Linked DNA regions of Homo sapiens: region 1 is linked to region 2. Evidence: chromatin loops called from intact Hi-C (ENCODE). Cell type or tissue: PC-3. All regions are shown on one strand. Each heading gives the region's core, and the rest is flanking DNA. Links, peaks and the distances in the headings are about the cores only.

Evidence for each region. Peaks named below come from ENCODE experiments on the same cell type or tissue, not always from the same donor. Only the 100,000 strongest peaks of a DNase experiment are listed, where the experiment ranks them.
Region 1: it touches region 2 in a loop (7-fold over the local background); 2 of 110 quality-filtered maps call a loop at or near these places.

Annotation. Positions count from the first base shown.
Region 1 is chrX:41,649,778-41,661,982 of GRCh38, forward strand. It overlaps CASK (calcium/calmodulin dependent serine protein kinase), which reads right to left. Exons shown (of 27, transcript NM_001367721.1): 8 at 10,662-10,784. It overlaps LOC124905180 (a long non-coding RNA gene), which reads left to right. Exons shown (of 3, transcript XR_007068219.1): 2 at 1-9,044; 3 at 10,497-10,894. Among named protein-coding and RNA genes, the nearest start is that of GPR34, 33 kb to the right of the region's middle. In PC-3, for the core only: no CTCF peak of the experiment used is centred there; a DNase peak (open chromatin) is centred at 6,044; H3K27ac peaks cover 1,379 bases.
Region 2 is chrX:41,574,268-41,586,472 of GRCh38, forward strand. CASK (calcium/calmodulin dependent serine protein kinase) reads right to left here. Exons shown (of 27, transcript NM_001367721.1): 15 at 4,073-4,261. Among named protein-coding and RNA genes, the nearest start is that of CASK-AS1, 63 kb to the left of the region's middle. In PC-3, for the core only: no CTCF peak of the experiment used is centred there; no DNase peak of the experiment used is centred there.

The DNA.
Region 1 (12,205 bases), core at 1,933-9,932, 75 kb after region 2:
AGAGCTGAGTTCAATTCCTGGATATCCTTGTTAACTTTTTCTCTCGTTGATCTGTCTGATATTGACAGTGGGGTGTTAAAGTCTCCCATTATTATTGTGTGGGAGTCTAAGTCTCTTTTTAGGTCTCTAAGGACCTGCTTTTTGAATCTAGGTGCTCCTGTATTGGGTGCATATATATTTAGGATAGTTAGCTCTTCTTGTTGAATTGATCCCTTTACCATTATGTAATGGCCTTCTTTGTCTCTTTTGATCTTTGTTGGTTTAAAGTCTGTTTTATCAGAGACTAGGATTGCAACCCCTGCTTTTTTTTTGTTTTCCATTTGCTTGGTAGATCTTCCTCCATCCCTTTATTTTGAGCCTATGTGTGTCTCTGCATGTGAGATGTGTCTCCTGAATACAGCACACTGATGGGTCTTGACTCTTTATCCAATTTGCCAGTCTGTGTTTTTTAATTGGAGCATTTAGCCCATTTACATTTAAGGTTAATATTGTTATGTGTGAATTTGATCCTGTCATTATGATGTTAGCTGGTTATTTTGCTCGTTAGTTGATGCAGTTTCTTCCTAGCATCGATGGTCTTTACAATTTGGCATGTTTTGCAGTGGCTGTGAACTTTAAAAAATTATATAGCTGGGACTATAGGTGCATGGCATCATGCCTGGTTTTTGTGGTTTTTTTTTGTTTTTTTTTGTTTTTGACACAAAGCAATGGTATTATGACTTTGGGTAGCCTTCATTACAAAGTTTTTCTTCATCTTATTTGTTTTTTTTTTTCTTTTTGTGGAGACAGGGTTTTGCTCTGTCTCCCAGGTTGGAGTACAGTGGCATGGTCGTAGCTCACTGCAGCCTTTCACTCCTGGGCTCAAGTAATCCTCCCACCTTACTCTAATTACTTAGAGTAATTACTCAGTAATTACTTACTCAGCCTCTCAAGTAGCTGAGACAACTATAGGCTCAAGCCACTGCAACCAGTATCATTTTATTTCTTCAATTTGCAAGGTATCCAGGTGTTTTTCATATTTAAATTTCAACCATTCTAAAAAAATACCTCTTACATCCACAGTAATGATTTATAAATACACATGGACAAATACTGAAATATAACATAAGCCTGCTCTTACCAGCTGGATAACATTCTAATTGAGTTTTTCCATCTTCAGATGACATAAGTAGTGAAGTTAAACTGTTGTTTAGACATGGCATGCGATACTCAGCTCAAAGAGCCGTCTTAAACTTTTTCATTTAAGTTACTGACATTTTTTGTCTTTCTTGTGCTAGAAATTTATTATGTATTAAGCTCAAATTACTTAGAACGAGAACTATAATCATTGGCAGGAACAAAGGTTTCCAAAAATAAATATGCTATTAGCCAAGATAAGCTTTGAAAGCACTGTAAGTAGGTATGGTATAATGTTAAACCACCTTCTAAGAGATTTGAAAAATGACTAAAATGCCTGCCATTTTCATTGTTATTTGGCATTTAAACCAGCTTTGAATGAACAAAAGATCCCCGTTATGGAGAAAGTGAGAAAAGTAAAGGAGAAATAGGAATTACCTCTAAAGTGTTCATTATATATCTGGGAGGGCAAAACAAACAAATAAAAAACAAAACAAAACAAAGAAAGTATCTAAAAATTGTTCACTACTCTTTTCTAGGGGAAATCAGGAATAACTAGCACTGAGTATCAGAGAGGTGAATGCATATTTTTGAAGTAGCAGTCCTCCCACCTCAGGCTCCTGAGTCACTGGGACTGCAGGTGCGCACCACCACGCTTGGCTAATTTTTTAATTTTTATTTTTGTAGAGACGGGATTTCCCTATGTTGCCCAGGCTGAGAAGTAATATTCTTAAGGAGAATCAAGATCCACTGAAATCTCAAAATTGTCCTGTAATACTATTCCATGTCATCACCTTAAGATACATTATTAATCTACTTTTAAAATATTTTATTGTTTTGCATAATCTGAGGAAGTAGCATGGTATAATACAACGAACATTCATTCATTGATTAAATCATTAATATTCATTGAGCACCTACTGCATGCCAGATACATTCTAGGTGCTAGACAGAAGTGAACCAAGAGCCAAAAATCCCTAGACTTATGCAGCTTATATTTTATGACCTAGACAGACAATAAACATATAAGTAACATATAGGTATGTCTTAGGGTGACAGATGCTATGGAGAAAGATAAGGGAGGGGAAGGGGGATAGGGAATACTGGTGGCATTCCTTCCCCCACATTTTAAATAGGGTGGTCAGGGAAGGTCTTACTAAGAAGCTGATACCTAAGCAAAGACCTGAAGATGGTGAGGGAACAAGCCATGATATCTGAGGGAAGAGTATTCTAGGGAAGGGTCATATAAAGGTGCTGAGGTGAAATGTGCCTGCAGTCTGAAGAACAGCAAGGAGGCTGATATGATGGGAATGGAGTAAGCAGGGAGAGTAGGAAGGGGTGACATGAGTCAAGTGTCAGGGAGCCAAACTGTATACAGAATTAAGAAAGAATACCTAGGGGGAGAGGCCTGGATTCAGGAGTCATTGTTGTACAGATAGCATTTAAAGCCATCAAAACTAGATGAGCTCTCCAAGGGCCGGAGTGTAGATGGACGTGATATTTTGAAATATATATTTGGTCTACAGCTCCGTTTCCTGGAATACAATTCCTAAAATCCTTAGAATGGCGTAAGGGCTATCTTTGTATGCCAATGACTGACTGATGGCTGGCAGCCCCTAGGCAGTTGCAGGATGAGGGGTGGTCACAGGAAAGACCAAGGAGGGATGAGAGGGTTGGGACTTTTGGCCCCACCCCCAACCTCCAGGGAGGGGAGAGGGGCTGAAGGTTGAGTTGACCTCCAATGGTCAATGGTAATGAAGCCTCCATAGAAACCCAAAAGGACAGGGTTCAGGGAGTTTCCGGATAGCTGCACACATGGAGGTTCCTGGAGGGTGGTGCATCCACAGAGGGCATGGAAGCTTCCCACTTCACCCCTATACCTCCATCAATGCATCTCTTCATCTGTATCCTTTGTAATTTTCTTTATAACACAATGGTAAAAGTGTTTCCCTGACTTCTGTGAGCTGATCTAACAAATTAATGGAACCCAAAGAGCAGGTGTAGGATCTCTGATTTGTAGCCAGTCAGTCTGACATTCTGGAGGCCTGGACTTGTGACTGGTGTCTGAAAGGGTGGGAAGGGGAGGCCTTGGGGACCAAGCCCTCAAACTGTGGGATGTGATACTATAGTGTCAGAATTGAATTAGAGAATACCCAGCAGCAGGGCTGATTACTTGCTTCTTAATGGGGAGAAATCCCCACACATTTGGTGAAAGAAGTCTTGTGTGTTGATTGTTGTTGTTGTGTGGTGCGAGAGCAGAGGAAAACAGTTCTGAGTTTTTCCACCTTCAGTTAGTGTCAGTGAAGTAGGGTTTGCTAGAACGGCCCTGGCTCACAGAAATATGTGGTTTGGGAAGAGAAAGAATGAAAGGGTGGGAGATGAGGAACCTTTGATTCCTGGTTCATTATCGTGGTCTTCCATGGTTTGGAGCTGCAACTGTGTCGCAATCAATTGCTAAAGGTAAAAGTTACCAGTGGAATTTAGAGATGGATCCAACTCAGGGAGTTGGTTCACTGGATGCATAAGGATATGCAAACTAGTAAGAAAAAGATGAAATATTCACTCCCTTGGTGGTGGTTGTCTGTAATAGCTGAACAGAAATGAAACAAATGCTGGATGAGGCCTTGATGCTAGACCAAGCTCAGATTTCAGTCTATCTGAGCCCAGGCCACTAGCCTTCAAGCTGACCCCCAAAGGAAAAATTATACAGGGATGACAGTACCTCTACGACCTGTGGTTACCACGAAGGTAGTTGATGTGAGGGAAGGGCAAAACCAAGAAACTACTGAAACCAGAGGGTACAGTGTGAAGAAATTGTCTCATTTCATAGATTGGTATCATCAGTTTACTGAAAATCCTTTACTAAAATGGATTGTGAGAATAACTAATTTAGGGCACTTTCTTTGGTTTTAAATGCTGCAGAGTGGACAGGCATGTTTGGGTTGATGCAGGACCCACAGCTCACTACTGAACAATCAACAATGGGTATAATGTGATCCAGACACACAGGGAGTTATTCCTGAGGGAACAGTCAGCCTAGTGAATGGAATAAAAGCCACTGTAAGGTCTGTACACCCTGAGAAGGTAGAGACTGTCCAACTCTACCTATCAATGCCAAGTGGAGTACCCCAGGTGAAGCGGCTCATTTGGTTCCTATGCAGGCCATGTGGGACTGGCTTTATGATGACTGAGATATTCACTCACTGAATACATCCATTACTCTGGCTGTAGTAAATGCTATGGCTGAGGGAGCCTCTTTTGTATGGGCACCAATGAAAACATGAGCGTAATTAACAAAAGACTGGGGAAAGGCAGAGAGGAGAGTCACAGGACTCATCCCAGGAAGGTGGAAAGTTTAAATGGTTATTAATAAATAAGGTGAATGAAGAAAACAGTGATGGGGTGAAACTAAGAGAAAAAAGAAAGAGGAGAATCATGGGACTCATCCCAGCAGGGTGGAATCTTTAGAGGGCTAATAAGAAATGGGAAGAATAGGGCCGGATGCTGTGGCTCACATCTGTAATCCCAGCACTTTGGGAGGCCGAGGCGGGTGGATCACCTGAGCTCAGGAGTTTGAGAGCATCCTGGCAAACATGGTGAAACCCCCTCTCTAATAAAAATACAAAAAAATTAGCCAGGCATGGTGGCGGGCACCTGTAATCGCAGCTACTCGGGAAGCTGAGGCAGGAGAATGGCTTGAACCTGGGAGGCGGAGGTTGCAGTGAGCTGAGATTGCGCCACTGCACTCCAGCCTGGGTGACAGGGCAAGACTCTGTCTCAAAAAAATAAAAAAGAAATAAAAAGAAATGAGATGAATAAAGTGGAAATCGATGGGGTTAAAACAAAGATCTCAATATAATACTATCAAAGGTTGGTAGGGAGCTTCTGCTGTTCTCCCAATGTTAAGGGATTCCAAACAGGTTTGCTGTATTCACCCCAGTTTGGAGAAATTGAAAAAGTCAGAAGGCAGAGATTACAGTGAGAAAGCTGACCAACAGTTACTTGGGGTAATGTTGAGGCAGGTTAATCAATACAAAGACTGACAAAAGGGGCAAGGTCCCTTGGCTCAACCTGCTGTTGGGGACTCAACATTTTTTTTTTTTTTTTTTAAACAAGAAAGGGTAAAAGTGAGGGTTGATAGGAGTATGAGATTTGGAATGTTTAAACAGGATATACATAAATAAGTTATGTCTCCTTTACCTAAATGTTTTATGGAACTGGATAATTATGACTGGGTGGAGAACACTTCCCCTACCCAGTATTGTAAAACAGAAGAAATGTAAATCTGCACTTCGAGAAATATTAATTGGACACGCTAACTAGGCACCAGTAAGATTGCTTGAGCTCACACAGTGTGGAGTTGAGAAGCTGGAGTGCTGGTAGGGACAAATTCTCCATCTGCTCGCCCTTTGCAGGATGTTTACTGGGGCTTATGGCCAAAGTCTGTGAGCATCTCCCAGTGACAACCACTAGGACTTTGCACTAGAGAATTTCCATCTCGGTGCATTTACTACCTTGCTATGGGACATTAACTGAAACTATCCCTAATGACTGAAGGACATAAAATGATCTTGACACCTGAAATACCCATGCTTTCTCACATGATGTCAGAGAAACATTCAAATGGGGATGGCAGCGCCCAGAATAGTTCCATAATAAAATGGAAATGGTTTATGCAGGAACATCCTCTCCGGGAAGTGCAAGGAGGAAACATCCTCAAGCAGGGAGCCTCTTTTCCCCTAGGACTGACTCTGGAACTGTGTGAGGAACTGTGGGATTCTACTGACACTTGGACAGGGCCCCGTGAACAGCTCTCAACTGACCAACGAAGAGCTGCTTGGTGTGTGGATGACAGTTCCAAGGTGAATCGACAGCATCCTGTTTGGAAGGATGCCACTCTTGATCAAAGAAGGTAAGATCACATTAGCTTGGCAGTTGAATTGCATTCTGAAGAAATGAACAATAACAAAAGCTCCCGTGTTTGGTTTTTTACTGACTCATGGACAGTCACCAGTGGCCTGGTCACATGGTCAGGCAGAAGGGCAGTGGAAACCTGGCCTATTTATTAAAGGGATGCCCATATGGAGAATGGCCCTATGGAAATTTGAGGGGTGCAATAAGTAGAATATGTTGATGCCCATCATAAGAGCCTCTTTCTGGGTTTGGAAAATGATTGACATTGACAAGCAGAGAACCCTGTGTGCTCCCTCGAGGTGGCCACCTGGGTCCATCAAATGAGTGGATAAACGGGTACTGCAACAGTGCAGAGATGGGCTGCATCTAGACAGGTTTCTTTTGTATCATTTCAGGCACAAAATGCCAATAAGAACTGTTCTGTCTGCCAGCAAAAGAGACAGACACTGCCCATGGCTGTGGGGCAGATTTCCCTGGTGGGAAAGCCCTGAACAAGCTGGCAAGTGAGGCTGATGCTGGTAACCCTGGGAGGCCACAGATGGGTTTTGACAGGAGTAGACACTGATTCTGGACTGGGCTTTGCTTGCCCGGTGGAAGATGTGAATGATGAGAATACCATAAAAAAGCCAGAACAGAAGATATTGCACATATTTGGAGAGCTGAACACCATTTCTTTAGGCCAAAGAACACACGGTACAGCCCATAATGTTCCAGCAGTGGGCAGAGATATTCTTCTCAGAGTAATAGTTTGATAGAGACTAAAATGGGCAATGAAAACATTGGTTGTCTAAAACAGGGGGAGATGAAAGCAGGAAGGGCTGGCTTACTTGCCTTTACCAGTGTGTACTCACACTCAACATGAGTGGGGCTAAAGGAGTGTCCCCACTAGATATTCTTTCGTTTTTCTGATTGATCTGGGGAAGGGGGGTGGTAGAGGATGCTGTTATGACTATGCAATTCTTGACAAGAGGGGAGTATGCTGATATAATGACTATACTTTTTTCTTTCCTTCTTTCCCATATCATCTAAACTCCCCCTGCCCCTCCCTATGCAGTGGTTCTAGGACCAGAGCCATAACTACCAGTGTTAGAACCAGGGATGATTCCTAAACAAGAAATTGTAACTATGTTTTTAAACCTTGTGTCAGAATTCCTAAGGACCTGATGGGGGTGGGTTGTGCAAAACGGGTTAATTGTGAATGCAGCTATATTGCCTGGTGGTAAAAACGGTCCACTAAATTGGCACCTATGTAACCTTAGTCTCCCTGCATGGGAGTGGACTGAGGAGGAGGTAATTACTAGACTAATATTGCTGTCTGCCATCTAGACCAGCACGATGTTGATTCTAATGTTTCTTCCAAAGGTTATTAATAAAGTGAGGAAAAAATTAACAGCTGAGAGTAAAGGAATAAATAAATGTGTTATGAATTCAGGGAAATCCATTATCACATTACATTAACACCTTGAAAGAGACTCAGAGCAAGAAAGGATACTGTTTCTTAGCTCAATTATATCAGGTGTCTGAAACGGTGAAACCAAGACCATTCCTGCTTTTAGAACCTGGCAAGATCAATGGAAAGCCTGCAAACCTGAGTGGCCTCATGCTGGGAGACCTATTCATACATTATGATGATGGACTGAACTAATTATCAATGCCTGAATGAGATTCTAGTAATGTGGCAGTGTCTTTTGAATTATATATTCTTTTATATTTCTTTTTTTTTTGTTTGTTTGAGACAGAGTTTCGCTCTTGTAGCCCAGGCTGGAGTGCTATGGCGTGATCTTGGCTCACTGCAACCTCTGCCTCCTGGGTTCAAGCGATTCTCCTGCCTCAGCCTCCCAAGTAGCTGGGATTACAGGCACCTGCCACCACACCCAGCTAATTTTTATATTTTTAGTAGAGATGGGGTTTCACCACATTGGCCTATATTTTTTTAATGTAAGGAATCCAGGTTTGAAGACCAGAGGTATACTGTGAAATATATATTTGGTCCTCTAGCTCATTTCCTGGCATACAACTCCTAAAATCCTTAGAAACGCCAAAGATGTCTGATGGCTGGCAGCCTCTAGGCAGCTTCAGGATGGGGTCACAAAGACCCAGGCAGGATTAGAGGGTTGGGACTTTCAGCCCCACCCCTCAATCTCTGGGTAGGGGAGAGGTACCAAAGGTTAAGTTGATCACCAATGGCCGATGGTTTAATCAATCATGCCTATAGTAATAAGGCCTCCATAAAACCCCAAAAGGACAGGATTTGGGGAGCTTTTGAATAGCTGTACACATGGAGGTTCCTGGAAGGTGTTGTGCCTGGGGAGGGTATGGAAGCTCTGCTCCCCTCCTCTCCTGTAACTTGTCCTGTGCATCTCTTTATCTATATTCTTTGTAATATCTCTTGTAACAAACCGGTAAACATAAGTAAATGTTTCCCTGAATTCTGTGAGCTGCTGTAGCAAATTAACCAACCCCAAAGAGGAAGAGGCTGTGGTGTCCCCAATTTGTAGTTGGTTGGCAGAAGTTTCAGCGGCCTGGACTTATGACTGGTGTCTGAAGAGGTGAGGGTTGTGGGACTGAGCCCTCAATCTGTGGGATCTGATGCTATCTCCAGGTAGATAGTGTTTGAATTTAGTTGGGAGGACACCCAGCTGCAGTCTGCTGCAGAGTTGATTGCTTGCTTGTTGGTGGGAAGAAATCTCCACACTTCTGGTCACAGAAGTCTTCTGTATTGATTGTTGCTGTGTGGTGTGAGAGCAGTTTGAGTTTTTTCAGCTTCAACAGAGAAAAAGAGGAGGAGCAAGGATGGAGGCCTATGGCATTCCAGTGTGAAGAGGTGGGAGAGGGGAGATGAGGAAGAATCAGTAGGATCTGAGAAGGAGCAGCCAGGAGGTAGAAGGACAACCAAGAGAGCAGGTGTTCCAGAAGCCCAGAGAAGACAGTGTTTCAGAAGGATGGATGTCAAATGTTGCTGACAGGCCAAGAAGAAGCCCTGGGATTTGAACACTGGACTTAGCAACATGAAGGTCAGTAGTGACTTGACCAGAGCTGTTTTAGTGGAATAAATAAGATTGTGATATTGACTAGACTGGGTTCATGGGAAAGGAATGGGAAACTGGACAATGTGAGTAGTCTATACAACTCTTTTCAGGAGTTGCTGTCAAGGGAAGCAAAGAATAGGGGCAAAACCTGGAGGGGGTTGTAGGGTCAGGAGAAGGTATTATGTCTATATAAGAGTGTGCATAATACAAATAACCTATAGCATGTTAGATCCAACAGAGAGAGAACTCTGATGATGCAGGAAGGGAGGAAGTTGTTGGGTCAATGTGGTCAAATAAAAAGGGATAGGATCTAGTGCAAAATCAAAGGGTAGTGGTAGGCTGAATTAGAATCCTGGTTTCACCACTGACAACTTCTGTGACTTGGTGCAAATTCTTTTTTTTTTTTTGGGAGACGGAGACTCGCTCTGTCACCCAGGCTGGAGTATAGTGACACGATCTTGGCTCACTGCAACCTCTGCCTCCCGGGTTCAAGCTATTCTCCTGCTTCAGCCTCCTCAGTAGCTGGGGCTACAGGCGCCCGCCACCACGCTAGGCTAATTTTTGTACTTTTAGTAGAGATGGGGTTTCATCATATTGGCCAGGCTGGTCTCAAACTCCTGACCTTGTGATCCACCCACCTTGGCCTCCCAAAGTGCTGAGATTACAGGCATGAGCCACCGCACCCGGCCAACTTGGCGCAAATTCTTAACCTCTCCAAGCGTTAGTCTTTCTAACATCTAAAATGAAAATTGCCTGGAATTATTGGGCTGTATAATGTTTTAATCAAAAAGTACTGTTTCACTGCTGTCCCAAGTTATAATTTTCCTTAATACTCACTGGCAAGATGGGATATAAAATGAACTTTTAAAATCTGCCTTTTGGCTGGGCGCAGTGGCTCATGCCTGTAATCCCAGCACTTTGGGAAGCTGAGGCGGGCAGATCGCTCGAGTCCAGGAGTTTGAGACAAGCCTGGGCGACATGGTGAAACCCCCATCTCTACAAAAAATACAAAAATTAGCCAGGTGTGGTACTGCATGCCTGTGCTCCCAGCTACTGGGGAGGTTAAAGTGGGAGGATCGATTGAGCCCAGGAGCAGAGGTTGCAGTGAGTAGAGATGGTGCCACTGTACTCCAGCCTGGGCAATGTTGTCAGACCTTGTCTAAAAAAAAAAAAAAAAACCTGCCGTTTTCCTAAGACAGAAAATTTATACCTAGTATCTACTGAAAAATAGTTAATGCTATAAAGCACACAGTCACACCCAAAATAAAGATAGTTAATTTATTATAACATGGTATTACTTCAGTTGTTGATGTTGCATATCTTTGGAACACATGTTGGCAGAGAAAAAAGAGGCCTTCCCCTGATATATTCTGTCTTAATCCTGTTTTTTACCCTCTGATAGCTGCATGACACTCAAATGGTATGTCTTCTATTCAGATGTTCACAGATGATGTGCAGGAACAGCAAACAAGATGAAAAAAACTAATGAAAACTGCTCAGAAAAAAGAAAAGGTAAAAAGGACCATCTCATAGAGCAACGCATTCCTGTCACTGGAAGTGTTCAGACAAAGTGTAGAAGGTGACCTGTGAATGCTCATGTACCTTAAGCCATGGGTGATTCAGTGCTTCATAAACAGTGATCCTTTCAGCTGGATCCAGCATCAGCATGCGACGTACTAGGTCTTTGGCACTTTCAGAGATATGGCTCCACTGCCTTGGATTCATCTGAGGAGGAGGAAAGGAAAACTACATAGTTACCTTAAATGAGACATTAACATTCACTATTATTTAATATTCCTATATTGCTTCAATGTGAATAAAATTCTGAGAGCAAAGAACAGAAATTTGATTCTAAAGGCTTGCATTCTAAGAAAAGGACAAATGCAATTCTTCTGTTGTTCTTTACTACATAAGAATTTGTGTTAGTAAATATTCCATACCCATATTCTTGTTATGTAAGTGATAATATTTTCAATAATTGAAGACTAGAATGTTCATTATTCCAGTTTCTATCTTTAGATCCTTAGCTAGGGAGACTAGAATACATCGATCCAGAAAGAACTAAAATAAAACTTAAAATTTTTAAAGAAATATTTTTAAGATATGTTTTAAAAAATCGAGGTTAGCAATAATTGTGAACTGTGCAAAGTTTTTAATAGGATATTTTGGTCACTGCATATCAACTTCGGTGTTTAGGAAAAAGTATTCTACTACCGTAGGTCCCACAGAATAACAGATTTGCTTGAATACTGTCCTCAGTGAAGTTACTTTTGTCTCTTTTAGAGATGAGACAACTAAGCCACATGGTATATTGATTAAAATCAAACAAAAATAATTATGAATTGTTCAAAAGACACAGGACTTATGAGAAAGGCTGTGGATCTGTGAGCCAAGTGCTAGAAGGCTCCTGGGAAAAGGGATATGTCTGAGACCCAGAATCATTTAAAAAAAAATCAGAGTGGTTAGGGCATGGGGTTGGGAAGGCAAGTGGGGAAAGGAGACAGAGACAGAGTAGGGTCTCATTCCTTGTTCAATATCAACAGGTTTACTGATGGGGTGAGTTTATGTGAGCTACCCAGTGCCAGGACCTTCAAGCAAAGCCATGGCTTTAACAGGCAGAGACCTACATCACCTTCTAAGGAAGAAAGATGAAGAATAAACTCCACAACATTTTAAAGCCAAATGAAACTGCAGTACTTGCACTGCAGTATAAATGAATCATCACAATTTGAGCAAGGGCTAGCATTAGCTCTGACTAATGTGAGACTTTGTACTTGAAGATGGGGAGTGAAAAGTGTCTTTATGTTGGGGATAGCCCTTAAAATTGAAGTGTGCTTCATTTTTCCCCCCAACAGGCAGAATTTCAAATAGTAGCCACTTCTGCTTGTCAAATCCCATTAAGACTAATGCCATAAGGCTGTTTAATTATCATTATCCAGCCGGGCACAGTGGCTCATGCCTGTAATCCCACACTTTGGGAGGGATGAAATCCCACACTTTTCATCCTAGTGAAATTGTGGTCAACTGACCAGTTTGAAATGAGGTAAGTGATTAGACAGGGCTTGGGTAGACTTGTTTCCTCTCCCTATCCTGGAGCGAATGTGCTCTTTAAAGTCTGAATAATTTTTCCTTGACAAAGTGGTTGA
Region 2 (12,205 bases), core at 2,115-10,114:
GTTCCCCTCCCTGTGCTGTGGCCTGGAAACTCTCTCAAGGCAGCATGGTGGGGCATTCATATGGGTCACCTTGTTTCCTGTCTCACAAGAGATCACTGTCCTTAGTTGCCTGATGTCTAATGTCTTGAAAACTGTTCTTTCATGATATTTTGTTTTTTATATGTTGGGTTGTTTCAAATGAGAGGATAAATCTGGTCCCAGTTACTCTATCTTGGACAGAAATGAAAGTTCTATAGTCACATTTAATGCCAGAATACTATTCTACAGAGTGGATTACTTTTTGTTTTCTGATTATCCACTATTAAAAAAAACAAGCATTCATAAACATATTTTTTGCACTAGATCTGGTTAATCCTAAGAATCACACAGGGAAATTTTAAATAATGCTGACTCTTAAACCCACTCTTTAGATTTAAGCTCAGGAGGCCTCGAATGGAGCCCGGAAATCTGTACTTTTTAACAGGCTCCCTTGCTGGAAAGTGGCCTTGAATTTGAGACAGTTAAGGGTAGGGACTGTGTCTTTTATTTTTCACTAGAGAATAACACTGTCAGAAAGCTTGATAAAAATATCTGAGACTTTATACTCTAAACTTAATTTGTACCACTCCACAAACTATAACTTTGCATTGTTCCTATTTTGCAGTTTTCAGAAGTGGTAGGTGAGCAATGTGAAAAACTGGTTTATCAAAATGTTTCCAGTCCTAAGATTCAATTGTAATATTCAAGTTTCATTTCCAACTTGTACATTCAATCAGCTTGTATGGTTACTAAGAAAAGTGTTCCTGGAAAAATGCTGTAAATTAGTGTGTAAGTCAAATCTAATTTCATAAGGGAAATGATAGTACAATACAGCTTCCACCCTTGAAACTAATAGATGTATGTATTCATTCAACTAACATTAACGTGAATTTACTATGAGGCAGGCACTCTGCTAGGTACAGTAGCAAATGAGACAAAAAGGGTCTCCCATGGCCAGGAGAAGTTCACCTCAAACCAACTGTAGTTAACATTTATTATTCTGTAGGTCCCAAACATTTCTCTGTAGAGAGGAACTGATTCACTTTCTCTCTGTTCCCAAGTTCACAAATTCTAGGGAAGGCATTGGCATAGCTTGGGTTAGGTGCCTACTCCTGAACCTACCAGCTTGAGGGGAGATATTAGGAAAGTTATACTCCTGGCCTTTCCCTGTTTATATAAGCCTTTCCTCTATTTTGTAAGCTAGTTCAAGCTTGATTTTTGTCACTTGCAACTATGGGAATTCCAATCAATAAAAAAAAAAATTATGAGTATGATGCTACAAATGGGAAAACAGAGGTGTGTAACAGGAGTATGTCACCCTTGAGGAATGGACACATTGCAGAGGGTCTGAAAAACAAAACAGATCATATAGGAATATCCTGCACAGTAACATAATGCTTTGAATAAGACAACTAAGAAAGCAAATAAAGTTGTATTAAATGCATTAGAGATTGACACTCTATTATTGAAAATATATATTTTATATTTCACATAAAATAATTCCTGTTTTCATGGAAACCCATCAAAAGGAGAAGAAATATACATCTTCACTAGGATCATCGAAGACAGAAAAGCTTTTGGAAGGAGACTTTTAGGGGAGACTCAAGACCATTTTACGCTTTCTGAAAAAGTAACTCAGGGATGTAGTTTTATGCTTTTATTCAGTCTATGTTTCTTTTTTCTTTTCTTTTCTTTTCTTTTTTTTTTGAAACGGAGTCTCACTCTGCTGCCCAGGCTGGAGTGCAGTGGCGCGATCTCGGCTCACTGCAACCTCCGCCTCCCGGGTTCAAGCGATTCTTCTGCCTCAGCCTCCTGAGTAGCTAGGATTACAGGCACCCACCACCACACCTGGCTAATTTTTGTATTTTTAGTAGAGATGGGGTTTCACCATATTGGCCACGCTGGTCTCGAACTCCTGACCTCGTGATCCACCCGCCTCGTCCTCCCAAAGTGCTGGGATTACAGGTGTGAGCCACTGCACCGGGCCAATTCAGTCTATGTTTCTATGTAGTGAGTCTTCACACAAACAATCAAGCAGCTGTCACTGGACTGCTTGAGAACTTAATGATCCCAAGACACTCTGAGGCCTCCTTCTTGTGGTCCCTTCTACCTTCTTGCCTGCTTTGCCTGGCTGAACATCACACCTTCCTGCCTCTCCAACACAGCTTTCTCTCCTCTCCAGCTCTGTCATAACTGGGCTTGTTAAGTAAACCGTGCTAAGCTACAAATTTACTTGTTTAATGTAGCCAGCCCTGTGGAACGTGAGCTCTAGTAAGGGGCAGTGTCTTATCTGACAATAGATCACTGGCATCTAATAAGAGTGATTTGCACTTAGTAGGGACTTCAAAAATATTTGGTGAATAAATGAATGAATATATAAAATGAATGAATGGAATATTAGACTTTCAGAGCTAGGTGGGATCTTGGGGATCATTCATTTAGTCAACTATGCTTTTAGAGATGAGCCAACTGAGGTCCACTGACATGAAGTGATTTGCCCAAGACACCCAAAACCTGCTGTAGCCTATGCTCTTAAGCCAAAGAGTTGCCTGGATAGTACCAGAAGGGGTGAGGTGATCTGCATGCCCCCCATGTGCTGCAAGATAATATTGTATAACTGGCAAAGATTACTAAATGAGGATTAGGACCAGAAATGTCTAAGCTGAGGGCTCTCCAAAAATCATGGTCATAGAGTCACTGCTATAACTTTTCCCTTAATCTAAAAGGCAACTTTCAGAAGTAGGTAATTTGTTTTTCTATATCCTAATATCCCTTTTCTATGTTCTGAGGAAAAAGATATGAATGCATAAATTTGAATTTTTTTCCTCTTCTAAAGATATGGTTTCTCCTCCAACTTGGAACTTATCCAATGTTCCCTGTCTCAACGTCCATTCAGTTTTAGAAGACTAAAGCTTAAGGGCTGTGCTTGATCTTTGCTTCTCCCTCAGTTCTACTGTCAATCCATTGTTAAGGCTTACTGATATTACCTACTCTTTCATTATTTCTTAAATGTGTTCACTTCTTTCCATCTTGACATCCATCCCTCAAGTTCAGAGTTCCATCATATCTGCCCTGCACTGCTGCAATAACAGCCTCTTAACTGGTTTCTGTACATCCACTCTTGACCCCTCTCATACATTCTCTAGAGTGATATTTCTAAAACAAAAATCTAATATTATCCCCCTGCTTGAAAGTCTTCAATAGCCTCCCATTGTTTTTAAGATAATGAACATAATCCTTAACATGTCTTCCAACACTTGTATGATTCTGTTCCAGCCACTCACCTTGCTGTCTGCAGTTCAGCCATGGTGCCTTCTTTCCATTGGGAAACTATGATAAGAGCCTTTTTACTACCAGGTTTACACATGTGCTATTTGGTTTGCTGAATAGTATTCCCCTGCTTCCCCTCACTCCCCTTGCTCTGTTCAGTTAACATCAAGGAGCCTTTCCTTGATCTTCTCAGTCTACGAGAATTCTATGAGAATGGAGGCAAGGTTCAGCATCAATTCTCTTCCAGCTCTACTCCCAAGCACTGAGTAAATTGATTCATATTAAGTAGGTAGCTGGGAGTGGAAGAAATTTATTTCAGCAGTGTTACTCAATTCTTTGAATGCCCCCTGAATTAATCTTCCTCTAATTTTGTTGAAGGCAAAAGATCTGAAAACTATAAGATTTATAAAAGGATGATTTTTACAATGTTACTAGACATTCACTTTCTCAATACCAATACCAATATTTCAAATTGTCCCTTTCTTTGCTGCCCCAGAGGTTTTTACACCCTGGAGGAATGTTACAGTATGTTCCCCTTTTTTTGGTTGAAGGGCAATTGTGAAAGGAGAGGTGAGAAAGAGAACCGGAATGCCTAAGACAGTTTCAGGCAGAACAATTCTAGAAAAGAAGGGCAGGGGGGAACTGAAGATCTGGAAACTGATTTCTTTAAAACTATCCATGTCTTCCTTCCCTCCCCAACTCCTAGTAGCATAGGTTGAAGTTAGTTGATATAACTCATGCTGGGATCTTATGAGAGTATTGAAAACTTTCTCTTCCTACTTACCATTGGTTCATCTGTGTTCTTTTGAAACTGTACCAGCCGAACTCTGGTCACATTCTCCATATCCATGTCTCCGTTAGCACTTTCTGGAGAATCGCCGTTTAAATAGGGAGAGGTGGGAGGAGGTGTGACCCTCAATGCTTCATCACTGTAAACTTCATGTGCCACTACGTCGTGAGTCTGAAGTAAGGCCTAGTGTTTTATGAAGAAAAAAATTATTAATAACATTACTATTTCAGCAGAAATTTATTTTATTTATTTATTTATTTTGAGACAGGGTCTCACTCTGTCACCCAGGGTGCAGTGCAGTGGTGAGATCTCAGCTCACTGCAGGCTTCATCTCCTGGGCTCAAGCGATCCTTCCTTTGCAGCCTTCTGTGTAGCTGGGACCACAGGTGCATGCCACCACACCTGGCTAATTTTTAAATGTTTTCTTTGTAGACATGGGGCTGACAAATTTATTCTATAAACATATCTCATTCTTTTCCTCTCAAAGGTATCATTCATCTAAAGAGAACATAAAGTGTGTAATATCGACATCCAACTATCTCAATTTTTTTGTGACAATCATGATAAATAGATTTTTTAAAACGTAAGTGAATAAATGAGTGAATCAATGAAGAGATGTGTTTGATGATTATCTGGGTCAGAGGTGTTATCAACTAACTTGTTCAAATGAAGGTAGACGGTACAATTTCAAGTAATTTAGCTAAAAGAATCATCTATAAATAGAGTTGGCAAATTTGTGCTGGGGCTTAGAATTGAAACAAATTTAAAAAGAAATAGTGCAATAATTGGAGTATTGAGCAAGTATCTTTCATCAATGGCATTTACAATGACGCTTTTATATAACCCAAAGGATGAAAATAATTTATAGCATATGATTTAGAAAAAGAAAAAAATACACACAGATGTACCTTAAAAACGTAATCTTCCAAAATATCACGTATGATATGGAACTCAAACTCTAAATATGTTAAATTTTTTTGTTCATTATATTTTTTGGAGCACTTGTTTAAATAAAAAATAAGTTGAGAATTATTATTATGACTTCTTTTTGCAAAGCCTATTAACAAAGAGAAAGTGATTTCTTTGAACTGACATCTCTATTTGTCAGCTTGGTGAACTTCAACAATAAAATGTCCCTTGTTTCCCTAAAAAAGAATGTCCTTCTACTCACCACACTTTTTGTGCCATCATAATAAACCCTTTCTATTAAGCATAAATATTTGAACATTTCTATTTCAAAGAGAATCTACAGCTATCAAAATGTCTGGAGCTTTATACAAAGATTATATTTTCTTATGTGCTAACTATAAATTTGGTTCTATTTTAATTTGGGATCTGTGCGGTAATATCTGCAGATAATGAAATGCAGTTAAAATTGCTTTAAAAATAATAACTCATAGCATCTGAAATTAAGTTATTTTATTAAAAGGCTTAAAAAAGTCATGACTTGGCTATTTAATTTTAAAGGCATGCATACGAGGCAAAAAAAAAAGGTAACAATCTGGTAAAATCATAAAGAAGATAATGCTGATTTGTTACCAGTAAAGAATATGCTTTGAGCATTATACACAGTTGAGTTTCTAATGGAAATGGCAGATATTTTCACAATCTCAGAAGGCTGGTCTAAACTGGGATTTGGGTGAGGAGCACCAAGGGGCACTAAGCAATATATAGCTTGAAAGTAGTGCTCCATGATGGCCCTGGGGACCTTGGCTTCCTCACCAGTGCCCTAACTGCACCTTGTACTGGTACTCCTGAGCCCAAGTATAGAGGCTGTCCTATGTGGGCAAATCCCTCTTTTTCTGATTTAATTGTGGTCACATAAGAAACCAAGATTTAGGGCAAAAAGCAAAAATCAGTAACATAAAAACTGGAACATTTCATTTGCTAAAATTATGTTCGTCATATCACTGCAGCCTTGACCTCTTGGGCTCAAGTGAACCTTCTACCTCAGCCTCCCAAGTAGCTGGGACCACAGGCATGTGCCACCACACCCAGATCATTCTTGTATTTTTTGTAGACACGGGGTTTCATCATGTTGCCCAGGCTGATCTTGAACTCCTGAGCTCATGCAATTCACTCACCCCGGCCTCCCAAAGTGCTGGGATTACAGGCCTCTACTCATTCTTTTAAATTATATAAGCAAACATTTGTATTTAATGCATTATTTACAAGGAAGGATTAAGCCCACAATCATAAAATAATACTCAAACTGGACTCTAAAAGAAAAATGCTTAAATGATGTCACCAAATAAGGTCATACTCGATATTAACCACAATTTGGCACTGTAAATGATTGCTACCACAAAACGAAACTTAACCTAAAGCTCTAATTCATATCCAAACAGAAAAAGGGGGCCACTTACAGACTATCTTTTTAAAAGCTTAAAAGAGTATATAAAATAAAAAATAGGGAAACCAAAATTTGAACATTTTTCTTCAAATATGTTAAGACGTATGAGTGAGCAGTTGTCACTAAGCTGAAATAGCTGTCAGTTTTAACTACGTAACAATCGTGTAATAGGAAAAAAACACTTTCACTTTTTGTACTATAGTAAGGATATGTATAAGACAACTAACAACATCAGACTAGAGTGGAAAAAATCTGACTATTTAATGTTTCATATTTTACAGCTGCAATAAGCAAAGGAAATATTCTTTTTAAAAAGTCAGCCTTTCAAATGGAATAACTAAAAAAGTAATCAGTGAGATAATATTCTTTTATGATGACCTCTAAAGATACAGATTTTAGGCCAGGTGTGGTAGCTCATGCTTGTAATCCCAGCACTTTGGGATGCCAAGGAAAGAGGACTGTTTGAGCTCAGGAGTTCAAGACCAGTCTGGGCAACAAAGTGAGACCCCCGTCTCTACAAAAAATAAAAAAAAGTAGACAGGCATGGTGGTGCATGCCTGTAGTCCCAGCTACTTGGGAGGCTGAGGCAGAAGGATTGCTTTGCCCAGGAGTTGAAGGCTACAGTGAGCTAAGAAGGTGTCACTGCACTCCTATCTAGGCAATAGAGCAAGACCCCGTCTCTTAAAAAAAAAAAACACAGAATTTTAAAGTCGTTTAAATTTACCCTTATTTCCTCTTCCTTTAGTTACTGTAAATATCTACAAGTATCTGGATTTTCAGTGTTGGGTAATTCAATGTTAAATCCTCATGTTATAATAATCAGAAAGCAAAGAAAAATTCGGATGACTGAGCAAATAAGTGTGAAATTATAAATATGCCAAGAATAACTCCCAAACCTTGGCATAATAAAAAAATTGTAAGTATTAACATATTTCCCCTTAGCTATTAATATTTCTTTAAAAATACCAAGATTTTGAAGCCATGATTTTAAAAACGCTTATAAGATAGAAAGCCCCAGCATTTAAAAGCTTATTTAATATAGTATATATATATATATATATCTCAGAATTATATTTCCCACATAAGATATTATCTACACAAAAGCTTATTTAGGAATGACCAATGAGCTCAACTTAAATTTATTAGAAATCTGATTAGCATTATAAATCAACTGACTTTTAGGAGCATAGGCTTTGGCGCTAGCAGGATCTGGCTTGAACCTCATTGAGGCCACTGATTGGTGAGTGACCTTAAGCAAGTCTCTTTACCTTGTTAGGGCACAATTTCCTCTCGGAATTGTGAAATGGGTTTAATTACACCAGCTTACATCCCAACCATCAGCAAGTCCTCTTGTATGTAACCATCTCCAACACAGAAACCCCATCTGCCCATGTTCTACCATCCTCACCTTTCTCCAAGCCTCTACAACCTCTCACAACAGCCTTCCAATTGGTCTCCCTAAACTCTTATCCCCCCTACAGTCCGTTCTCTACACATCAGCTCCAGCAAGGCACAGATTAGATATTTTCCTGCGTGCCATCACTTAGTGTCATCCTACTGCAATCAGGAGAAAACTGCAGACTCCTTACAATGGCCTGGAAGGCTTTTATTTATTTATATTTTTTATTTTATTTTTAGATGGAGTCTCGCTCTGTCTCCCAGGCTGGAGTGCAGTGGTGCGATCCCAACTCACTGCAACCTCTGCCTCCTGCGTTCAAGAGATTCTCCTGCCTCAGCCTCCTGAGTAGCTGGGACTACAGGCGCCCACCACCATGCCTGGCTAATTTTTGTGTTTTTAGTAGAGACAGGTTTCACCATGTTGGCCAGGCTGGTCTCGAACTCCTGACCTCGTGATCCGTCCACCTTGGCCTCCCAGAATGCTGGGATTACAGGCGTGAGCCACCATGCCTGGCCTTATTTTATATATTAAAAAAATAAATAAATTGGTCTGGCCTCTGCTGACCTCTCTTGGTACAGGAAGTACCACTCTCTCCCTTGTTAACTGTATCTCAGCCACAAAGGACTTCTGCTCCTTGAATCTACAAAGCTCTTTCCTGTCTCTGGGCCTTTGCATTTGCTCTTCCTCAAAGGAGTCTCAGCCCAAATGTCTACTCCTCAGAGGGGCTTTCCCCTATCTAAAGCAGCTCCCACTTTACTATAATCTCTGCACCATTATCCTTTCATTTCTTCATAGTTATTATTGCCATATGAAATTATCTTGTTAGCTTACTTGCTCATTGTCTACCTCTACCTCTCCTACCTGTCCTCCCACCCCACCTCCACTAGAGTGGAAGTTCCATGAGGGCAGGGATCTTGTTTGTCTTATTCATTACTAGGTCCTTAGTGCCTGGCATAGTGTGCCTGGCATACAGTAGGCATTTACTTATTTGATAAATGAATGAAAATGTCTTTTAAGCACCTAGCTAGGTATTCAATAAATTATAAAAATTACTTATTATTTCTGAAAATGTTTACTAATAGCAATGCACATATTAACTTCTCTCTGACTTCAGAAAAGCAAAACATATCGAGACTTAGAAGACAGATAAGCTGTCATACAATGGGCTATATGAGCCGTAATGATTTTGATGAAAAAAAAGGCTCCTATTTGGGTATATGTTAATTTATTTAGCTTACTTCAAATCTGAAAGATCTATTGGTCTCATACGGCCCTATATCATTCTCTGAATTGAGCTGAGTTTACTTAGCAATTTATAGAAAGACATGTCTGTCCAAATTCATTTTTTATTTTTTTTTTGAGACAGAGTCTCACTCTCACCCAGGCTGGAGTGCAGAGGCGTGATCTCGCCTCACTGAAACCTCTGTCTCCTGGGTTCAGGTGATTCTTGTGCCTCAGCCTCTCAAGTAGCTGGGACTACAGGTGTGTGCTACCACGCCAGGCTATTTTTTTTTTTTTTTTGTATTTTTAGTAGAGATGGGGTTTCACCATGTTGGCCAGGCTGGTCTTGAACTCCTGACCTCAAATGACTCTCATTCCTCAGCCTCCCAAAGTGCTGGGATTATAAGCGTGAGCCACAGTTCCTGGCATTTTTTACTTTTTGAGACAGGGTCTCGCTCTGTTGCCCAGGCTGAAGTGCAGTGGTGCCATCATGGCTCACTTCAGCCTTGACCTCCCAGGCTCATGTGATCCTCCCACCTCAGCCTCCTAAGTAGCTGGGACTACAGGCATGTGCCACCATGTCTGGCTAGTTTATTTTTAATTTTTTGTAGAGATGGGGTCTCCCAATGTTGCTGGTCTTTGACTCCTGGGTTCAAGCAATCCTCCTGCCTTGGCCTTCCAAAATGCTGGGATTACAGGCGTGAGCCACTGTGCCTGGTCCAAAATTTATTATATATCTGTTTCTAGCTATGGAACACTGCACAGAGCAGTCAGCCAAGGAGAGCCTAACCTATCTGCAAACGGGCAGGTTCCTAATCTATTCAATGTTTTACTGATAACTTACTATGTGCCCTATACATGATAGATACTATGGAGCAACTAATAATAGGTATCAGATAACATCTATTAGGCACTAAGCATATGTCAAGCATTGTGCTACGCACAGTAGATATATCAGCTACTTAATTCTTATTCTGACTCCACGAGGTTGACTCAGAGTCAGAGTTCATAAAGTTACGGTGGCAAGGATGGAGTTCAACCCCAGGTCATCTGAATTCACATCTTTAACCACTTTTATAATATAGAACAGTGGTCCCCAACCTTTTTGGCACCAGGGACCCATTTTGTGGAAGACAATTTTTCCACGGATGGCAGGGTGGGTGGGGGTGGGGGATAGAGGTCGGGGAATAGTTTTGGGATGAAACCGTTCCACCTCAGATTATCAGGCATTAGATTCTCATAAGGAGTATGCAACCTAGATCCCTCGCATGCGCAGTTCACAATAGGGTTCCCACTCCTATGAGGACCTAATGCCTAGGCTGATCTGACAGGAGGGGGACACAGGTGGTAATGCTGGCTGGCCTGCTGCTCACCTCCTGTTGTGTGGCCTGGTTCCTAACAGGCCACGGATGGGTACTGGTCAGTGGCCCAGGGGTTGGAGACCCCTGCTATAGAAGACATGCTGTCTAAAAGGGAATGAATTATAATCTGGGGAAACACAGCACATATGCATGAAACAGTGAACAAGGTAATATTAACGGTAATTTAACTGCAGATATTTGTGATTCATCACATTTGAGGATTATTAATAAAGCATATAGTTTCTTTATTCTCCTGCTCTGTGAAATAGAGATAATCACAATGACTAAATGAGATAAGCTCAATGAGAACAACAAAACTGGGCTGGGATATGGAAGGACAAAGAAAAATTGCCCTGGCTCATTCACTGGGAAGAGACCTGCTCTGGCAGGCCAGCAAGCATTAGAATGTTATGCAGGTGAATACAAACAAGTGGAAAAGAGTTAGAGAAGAGAAAGTTCAAGAGAAGGGTAGAGAGGTTACAAGATACCTTGATAAAAGAGGTGAGATTTGAACGAAGTTCTGTGTTTATACACCTAGGTTGTAAAAATGCACTCATCTACAGGCATTAGAACCTGTATCCTAATTGTATTTCACTGGACAGTGCTGTTACCATAGAATAAAGTCAAATACTCTCAAGGATTATACTTGAATTCAGCCTTTAATGCTTGGGTGGGAGAGTTAGGAAGGATGAATATGGTAATTGCTTCTTTCCAGGTAGTTACTTTTAGGAAAAAAACTTTATTTCAATAACTTGGTTAAAAGTTTAGAAACACTATCATAAAGGGCCAGGCACGGTGGCTTACGCCTGTAATCCCAGCACTTTGGGAGGCTGAGGCGGGCAGATCACGAGGTCAGGAGATCAAGACTATCCTGGTTAACACAGTGAAACCCCGTCTCTACTAAAAATACAAAAAAATTAGCCAGGCGTGGTGGCGGGCACCTGTAGTCCTAGCTGCTCAGGAGGCTGAGGCAGGAGAATGGCGTGAGCCCGGGAGGCTGAGCTTGCAGTGAGCCGAGATTGCGCCACTGCACTCCAGCCTGGGCGACAGTGCGAAACTCCGTCTCAAAAAAAAAAAAAAAAGAAAAAGAAAAAAAGAAACACTATCATAAAACAGCATATATATAATAACTCACAGGTAATTGCTTTGATACACATATTATACTGTTACTATTATTTTAAAAGTGTCACCTGTGGCCAGGCATGGTGGCTCATGCCTGTAATCCCAGCACTTTGAGAGGCTGAGGCAGGAGGTAAGGTCAGGAGTTCTAGACCAGCCTGGCCAACATAGTGAAACCTCGTCTCTACTAAAAATACAAAAATTATCCAGGTGTCGTGGTGCACGCCTGCAATCCCAGCTACTCGGGAGGCTTAGGCAGGAGAATTGCTTGAACCTGGAAGGCGGAGATTGCAGTGAGCTGAGATCGCGCCACTGCACTCCACCCTGGGTGACAGGGTGAGACTCCATCTCAAAAGTAAATAAATAAATAAAAATTCAAAGTATCATCTGTAATAGTAGTTATAAGAACAAGGCTTTTAAGTCAGATTTTCTCCCAAAGGGCAGTGAGGTAAATTTTCCACTTTTCACATATTTTTCACATAAACTGATGTGGCTAATGCTTTTAAAATGGTATATTCAACATGAATTTCCATCTGTAATTGTGTTTTTGTATTGCAGTTAGGTAGATAAGCATGGACCTTTTTCCACAGCAAAGTATCTTATCTATTTTGAGCTTTGAGCTTTGTTTAGCTATTTAGCTTTATATTTGGCTAAATACAGGTGTTATCCCCATT